Linked DNA regions of Homo sapiens: region 1 is linked to region 2. The links are chromatin contacts, found by Hi-C or POLR2A ChIA-PET in ENCODE. All regions are on one chromosome and are shown on one strand. Each heading gives the region's core, a stretch centred on a gene start or an enhancer-like site at or near the end of the contact. The rest is flanking DNA. Distances are from core to core; before and after follow the strand shown.

Region 1 (3,929 bases), core at 552-3,051, 53 kb before region 2:
TATATATAATATAAATATATATATAAATATATATAATATAAATATATAAAAATATATATAATATAAATATATAAAAATATATATAATATAAATATATAAAAATATATATAATATAAATATATAAAAATATATAATATAAATATATAAAATATATATAATATAAATATATAAAAATATATATAATATAAATATATAAAAATATATATAATATAAATATATAAAAATATATATAATATAAATATATATATAAATATATAATATAAATATATATAATATAAATATATAATATAAATAGATATTTATATTTATTCATCACAATGACTATATATATATATATATATATATATATATAAAATATATACATTTGAAATATAGTGGTAGAACCCTGTGGGAGACACAGAAGAGATTGGTCCATGGACAATAAGCTTATCGATGGGTTTGAAGATCATCTCGCAAAACCTCTCTGTCTCCCCAAAAGAGCCTCCTGGTCTATGGGTGGGGATCCACTGCATTAATCTGTGCAGTATTCATTATCATATAGGAAGGATTCATTTGACAGACAACAGAGGCTGGAGAATCACACCCAGACAGATGCGTTGTGCTGGAACCTCCTCTGCTCAAAGCTCAAAGCAGACCCACAGAGGACGGCCCCACAGGGACCTGAATGTGGATTCTGCAGGTACCTTTGAGAGGGCGTTTAACTTACAGGAGGGCTTTGAAGACTAATTTTGCTGCCTCGTGGTTTGGGTTTGTTTGTGCCAACATTTTTTGAGAATCAGCAGTGGAAATGTAAGAAATGCAGTCCTGATTTTAGGAACATCAGTTTTCTTGCTAAAACTGCCTGGAGCTTGAAAACTGAGGCCCATGGCTAGGATGTGGCAACCATGCAGTGCATGTTTTGTTTTCCAGCTGAGCCTAGGGTGCAGCTGATCATAGGAGGGACTTGTGTGGACAGAGCTGAGGGCGCCCTGGGGAGCACAGTCTGCAAGGAGAAAAGAGACATTTGTTTAATCTTGTCTGGGGACGGAGGCTGGAGGGGGGAAGCTCCAAAATGGCAGAAAGGAAGATATGGAAAAAGAAATAACCAGGGGGTCTGATTCCAGCCCAGCCCAGGGACTAATAATAAAAACTCCCACTTGTTCATTTGGTCAGGGCCAGGCACTGTGCAGCCTCTTGCTCGGTCCTCCCAACAACTCTGTCGCAGGTACTTTTACTATCCTTCCCATTTTAGAGAAGAAGAAACTGAGGCTTGGATGGTAATTTTCCCAGAGTCACAAAACCAGATCTGTTGTTCTTTGAAAGCTGACTTAAAGGCCCTCCAGGGCTAACTTTTAGTGGCATGTTTCCGTATCTGTGGGCACATGACATAGCTCCAGTGAGTGAAACCTGAAGGGGACACTTTTTTTGGCACCTCAACATTATCAACTTTGGGAGTTGAGTGAATCAACCAACCTCAAGGGTGGGGCATTATTGTCCTTGAGGAACTAAAGTGCACACCAGCTATGGAAACTTGAGACTCCGTCTCTTCGTCTGTAAAATGGGATGACAATGCCTCCTATATCAGAACTGACAGAAAACACAGAGTTAACAGTAGCCTAACAGGAGAAGTATATTTCTCTCTCACATAAACAGTCTCTGGAAATTATAGTCCAGAGTTTGTATGGCGGCTCCGTGGTCATCAAGTACCCAAGATTTCTATATTTTTGTTCTGCTATTGTCACCACATTTCTTCCATCTCATAGTCCTAAATAGCTGCTCTAGCTCCAGCCACTGCTTCTGCTTTCATCCATCCGGAAGGCGGAAGGGGCAAAGAAAGGCACAAGCCCCTTTAAGGTCACGCCCTTCCTGGAAGTTGTACGCGACCCTTCAGTTGACATCCCATTGGTCAAATTCAGTCACGTGCCAAATCTAGCCATCAGGGAAGCTGCGAGAAATGTTTTTTCTGGGAGACCACAAGTTTAGCTAAAAGCCAGGAGTTCCATTCCTAAAAAACAAGGGGAGAAGGGCTGCTGAGGCTGCAGGGAAGCTGGAATGAGTTAAACATATGTAAGTTACCCAGCAGGGGGCTTTCCTGGCACTTCGCGGACAGTAGATAAACACTAGTCATAAATCTTTCTTTCCTTCCTCTGCAAGTTTTCTGCCAAAACTTTCCAATTTGGTCATATCTACATTTACATATGGATAGCAAGCTGATCAGGCACTTATCTTTTGGTGCTCTTATTATTTTCTAATATTTTGTAATAGAAATTTTTTCATGTAGCATTAATTTTTTTTTTTTTTTTTTGAGACGGAGTCTTGCTCTCTTGCCCCAGCTGGAGTCAGTGGAACGATCTCAGCTCACTGCAACTTCTGTCTCCTGGGTTCGAGCAATTCTCCTGCCTCAGCCTCCCGAGTAGCTGGGACTACAGGCACACGCCACCACGCCCGGCTAATTTTTTGTGTGTTTTTTGTAGAGACGGGGTTTCACCATATTGGCCAGGCTGGTCTCGAACTCCTGGACTAGTGATCCGCCCACCTCAGCCTCCCAAAGTGCTGGGATTACAGGCGTGAGCCACCGCACCGGGCCCATGTACCATTACTTTTTTAAAATTCCTTGCTGTCTCCAAAGATTTCTTAGTAAGGGAGTGGTCTTTACTTCTAAAGTTGCAATACTTGGCTTTCTCCCCTTTCCCGTAATATAATTAATGCTCATCACAGAGGGCAAATAAAAATGACATCAGTATTGTAATAAAGTGTGATAACTGAGAAAGCAAAACACCATACTCATCTTTTCTTGGCCTTGGGATAACTACTGATGCTCACAGCACTTCCCAAAAGGCAAAATAGGGTCTGCCACACACAGGCTATTAGAGTTTGGGCAAGTCAGTTTCCTGCTGTAAACCTTTATTTACTCATCTAGCAGATGGGGCTGTGAGGATTAAATGGAATGATTGATGGAAGGAAAACGCTCAGCAGACGGCCTGGCACATTATAAGCCCTCTACAAAGGGCAGAACTTATTGATTTGTTTATTTTTCTATCCAAAAGGATATTAGGCTTGGTGGGAGATTTTTATCAAGGCTTCAAGCTCATGACATTTTGCTTTTGTTATAATAAAACATAAGCTCTTAAAAAGCTTTATTCATTATATCCCCAAACTGGAAACAGTCCAGTCCATCAACAAAAGAATAAAGAAACTCTGGCCTATTCATGGAAAAGAATACTGCTCAGCGATCAAAAGGAATGAACATGGGTGAATCTCAAAACCATTATGCCGAGTGAAAGAAGCCAGACGCGAAAGAGCACATACTGTATAAATCCACATAAAGTTCTATAACAGGCAAAACGAATCTATGACAGACTTTTAAGAACCAGGATAGTGGTTGTGTCTGGAGGGTGGAGGGAGTGGATTACTGAGAAGGAATCTGAAGGAACTGTCTGGGGTGATGATAATGTTCTGTACCTCGACAGAGTTTGAGATGCATTTGTCAGAACTCATCTTATGGCACACTTAAGATTTGTGCACTTTATCATATGTAAATTTTACCTCAAAAGGCAAAAAGAGGCAGAGGACTTTGAGTAGACATTTCTCCAAAGAAGACACACAAGTGGCCAAAAGGCACATAAGAAGGTGCTCAACATCAGTAATCATTAGGGAAATGCACATCAACACCACAATGAGATACCACCTGCTATAGTTGGGCTTGTTTGACCCTTCCAAATCTCATGCTGAAATTTCACTCCTCCAAATCTCATGTTGAAATTTCACTCCTCCAAATCTCATGTTGAAATGTGACCCCTCCAAATCTCATGTTGAAATTTGACCCCTCCAAATCTCATGTTGAAATGTGACCCCTCCAAATCTCATGTTGAAATGTGACCCCTCCAAATCTCATGTTGAAATTTGACCCCTCCAAATCTCATGTTGAAATTTGACCTCCCCAAATGTTG
Region 2 (3,852 bases), core at 574-3,073:
TGAAGGGCTTCAACATGAAAAAGTTCAAAGGTAATTTATTCACCTTTGCCCCTTTCTCAAGCTTGTCTTCTTCTATTTCTATTCTTAAGTTCCTCCTTATAAGACATTCCCATGACACGCATTACAATTTCGAGGATCATTCCACACTGCTGCATTTTACAAATTCCCATCTTTGTGGTTTTCCTGTCTAAGAGGACTTTAAGAACTGATTTTCGGGATGTTTTCTTCGACATTGTGCTGACCAGGCTCATACTTGGCTTTCGGCCACCAGCATTCTAGCCTTAAACTCTGTATATAAATTTTGGGTGGTCATGATAATAACAGGATGACATTCCTTATTCAAGACATGCACATTGCGCAATAAGTTTTCTACAGGTCCAGTTTTTCTTTGACCTCCAGTCTGGGGGGTGTTAGTCTGACACACAACTACAGAAGCAGCTGATAATCATTGTTTATAAGAGTTGTCCTTTCAGTCTCCCTTCACGGCTGGGAAAAAGACTAATCTAAAAAAATGGATCATGATTTACATTATATTCTGAAAATTAAGAAATGAAAGTTGTGGGGAGCTAAGTGTTTGGGTGCCTAATGGCTAGTTATAAATCCTGGCACTATTAGCCTTTCTGATTTCGTGAAGGGAGATGATAGGCCAGTTCCATGGCCTCATCTAAAATAATGTCAATCTCCAGAAAAGCCTTTAAAACTAATCATTAGCTTAAAGGAGTGGTTCCCAACCTTGAGAGTGAATCAGAATAGCCTGGAGGGCTTGTCAAAATGCAGAGTCCTGGGCCCCATCCTCAAAGTTTCTGATTTAGTAAGTCTAGGGCAAGGCCTGAGAATCTGCTTTTGTAATAAGTTCCCAGGCAATGCTGATGCTGCTGGTCTGGGGACCACACTTGGAGAACCTTAAAAGATCATGTGGAGTACAATTTTTTTTTTTTTAATTTGAGTGGAGATGGCAGAAAAAAATTATACTAGTGTGATCTTTTGAGTATAAAATAAATTCAACAAATGTTTACTTACCTACCTATGTATTATGACCAAATCATAACTTACTTTCTTTAGGTGACTTGGAATATATTTGGGAGGACAGGCCAGAGGAATAAAAATAAGGATACAAGGTGACACAATGATTCTCAAAGTTTGTTTAAAAAGTTCCCATGCCCAGCTGCACACCAGACCCATTAAGTCAGTCTTGGTGTTGTGGTTTGGTTCTGTGTCCCCACCCCACCTACAGTTGACACTACAGAACAGGTGTCAACAGACTCAGCTTAAGTCTGTGATGTCTCAGGGAGCTGGCTAAGATGGATACCTGGCTGCTGGTGCCTGCAGGTTCTGGGAGGGAGGGGGGTGCTTTACAGGGGAGCCCAACATCGTAAACTAGGGAAAGGAAGGAAGAGAATTGGAGGGGATGAGTACTTATTTGCATTACAGGAGGATTCTTGGTTTAAAGTGGGTTTCACCATGGGGTTCCTTTAGATAGAGCCTCAAGTACTCTGAAGTGTTTGTTTTGCCTTTCCTTAATGAGGTATTTATTACCTCTCTGTAAATATGATACCTGCAGTTTTAGAACATAACAAATCCATCTATAACATTTGCAGCTCTTCAGCAGAACTGAGCATACAGTCACTGACGTTGATGGCATTTTTTCTAAGTAAAAACAAACAAACCTTGGAGCAAAATGTCAGAAGCCCTGGAGGAGGGAAGGTGGATGGCTAGAAGGGAGGCTCTAAGCAGCCCTTGATACTGCTGCAAGAGGCCCCAGGGTCAGAGTTGGGTGGGGCGGGACTTTCTATATTTCCGCAAATTTAAGCTCACCCCGGTGGGAGGCTCCTCCTCGTACAGTCCTTCATCTTCATGGCAGAAAGGCTGTTCTGCCCCTGCGCCCTCCCTGGCCTCTCTGGGGATCCCTGCAGCTGATGTATTGTGATGGAGCAGTGGACTTGGATGCTGCTGGTATTGATATAATCATTGTTAACAGTAGCAACAGTAATAACAGCTAATGTGGCATGCATGGTGCTCAGTGTCAATTAATCCTTATAGAGATCTTGATTTTACAAATGAGGAAACAAGGCTCAGTGAGGTTACCTAATGTGCCCGTGGTTCTGCAACGAATGTGTGATGAGCTAGAATCAGAACTCAGACTTGCCTTCTTCAATTCTTTACTCTTAAGGATTGTGGACAATACCAAAGGTCCCTCGGGTATGGCTTTGAGATTTGGTTGGCTGTGATCGGTCATTCAAGGACCCCAGCTTTGATGTTCTCTTTTTGATTGAGCCCTACTCTAGGGAGAATTTGGCTGCATGTTTTGGTGAATCATAGATGGTGGGGATGAGAATAGACTGAGTGGTTGAGCATTGTCTTATGCTGTGTTGTTTGCAATGCAGCTTGATATACTTTAGCTCAATTCATCCTTACAAGTCTAGAGATGTTTTTTGTTCTGCTTGACAAATAGGGAGCCTGACAAATAGGGTGGTCTTGTCTTACAGAGCCGCAGCTTGCACTGAGGTCTTCCGACTCCATGTGCCCTGTGTGTCTTGCTGCTGCCTGGGACCCACAGAGTCTCTGAGGGTCCGGAGCCACATTAAGGGTCATGCTGCCCATGACCTGTTGGTGACCACTTTCCTTAGGTATCAAGAACATGAGTGTTGGTCAATAACCCACTGGAGCGTAGTGCTGGCTTCTGTTGTTCCCAGCTTTAAAATAGGGCTAGGTTTGACCTCCAGCTCAGATTCAGAAGGCCAAGTCTGAGCTTGAGTATGTGTGGATGGCTGCCACTTAGTCCCAGTTTTGTAAGTGTGCCAATATCGGGACTTTTCCTGTGCTGAATATAGACTCCTCCTTTGCTGAAAATAGTATATGCGGTAGGGTAGGGAAACATTTTTCTTTCCTAGAAAATCGCTCCTTGCTCCTCTAGGTAACATTGACTTCTGTGAAACCATCTGTTTCTTCCAATATAATTTCCAGACTATTAGATTAAACAGTTTCTCCTGACCCACTTTTGGCTTCTGTTTCTTTTCACTGTTCATTAATAAATTGTGTAGCAGAGTTTTTATGGAGAGTGTGTGTGTGTCTATTTATTTAATTTCAGTTTAGGCAAAAGCAATTGTTGGATGCAGTGAAGTTATTTAACTTCCTACTTGTGTTTCATTTTTGTTTCCGGTTTCTATAATTGCTAAGAGTTGGTTTTTGTTTTTGAGATTCATGCAAGGAAGTCAATGGCATGAGTTATGAGTTGAGGTTCTGGCTGGGAGGTGTGTTAAAAACAGACCATGTTTTTAAACAGAAGATGCAAAGAGTAATAAGGAAATCGGTTCCCATAAAACATGTCTCAAAGTAGATAAATATGCTCTTACAGTTTGAAGAGATTTTCAAAAGATAAATGAGATAATATGTGTGACGTAGCTTTAAGTTTTTCTGAGCAAAGCTGTTATATTCATCTTTGGTATTGTTGCTTTTGATGTTGCGACCAAGTCTGCTATTAGCGTTAGTGTTATTGTTAAATATTCACTAATGGGAGTAATAAGATTAGATTTAAAAGGAAGGAAGGCATTCTTTACATTCCTTTGCATTCCTTTCTGAATGTAAAAACTCTTCATGCTGTTTTCCCAGCTACTCTAAATCCAGACCAAGAAGCAACACTACTCAGTCTTGTATGAAAATGGGCTCAGGTGTGTGTGTGTGTGTGTGTGTGTGTGTGTGTCTGTGTGTGTGTGTGCATGTGCATATGTGTGTAACCCAAGCAGTAAATTTCAGCAACTAAGCCTGCCTTCAGTAAAATGAAATTCCTTGCTGATGACTGTTATCTGTCAAAGCAAAACCAAATTATTTTTCTGCAGGGATTCATAAAAGCAG

What was found. A loop is a pair of places that touch in the nucleus more often than their neighbours do. ChIA-PET counts read pairs that join two places held with the same protein, here RNA polymerase II (POLR2A). Pooled maps may share reads with other maps.
Region 1: a loop to region 2 is called in a map of A673, with 4 times the contacts of the local background. The contact joins the promoter of LINC00690 here to the enhancer-like site in region 2. A Hi-C loop is called at or near these places in 2 of 168 maps with a recorded cell type or tissue (A673 and natural killer cell) and 5 of 50 pooled maps. POLR2A ChIA-PET finds 5 or more read pairs at or near these places in 6 of 52 experiments (K562, OCI-LY7, activated T-cell and 1 more).

What each region holds. Positions count from the first base shown.
Region 1 is chr3:16,534,190-16,538,118 of GRCh38, reverse strand. LINC00690 (long intergenic non-protein coding RNA 690) reads right to left here and starts at 1,801. Exons shown (of 3, transcript NR_103843.1): 1 at 1,625-1,801. RefSeq lists a silencer at 2,261-2,456.
Region 2 is chr3:16,480,847-16,484,698 of GRCh38, reverse strand. The region is part of intron 2 of RFTN1 (raftlin, lipid raft linker 1); the gene reads left to right. It overlaps LOC124906219 (a long non-coding RNA gene), which reads right to left. Exons shown (of 3, transcript XR_007095839.1): 3 at 1-3,852. Among named protein-coding and RNA genes, the nearest start is that of RFTN1, 31 kb to the left of the region's middle. RefSeq lists an enhancer at 1,167-2,019. Within about 2 kb of position 1,823, at least 17 of the 41 ENCODE cell types and tissues checked have a DNase peak (open chromatin) inside an H3K27ac peak, as active enhancers do; they include OCI-LY7 and natural killer cell, where a contact is called at or near this core.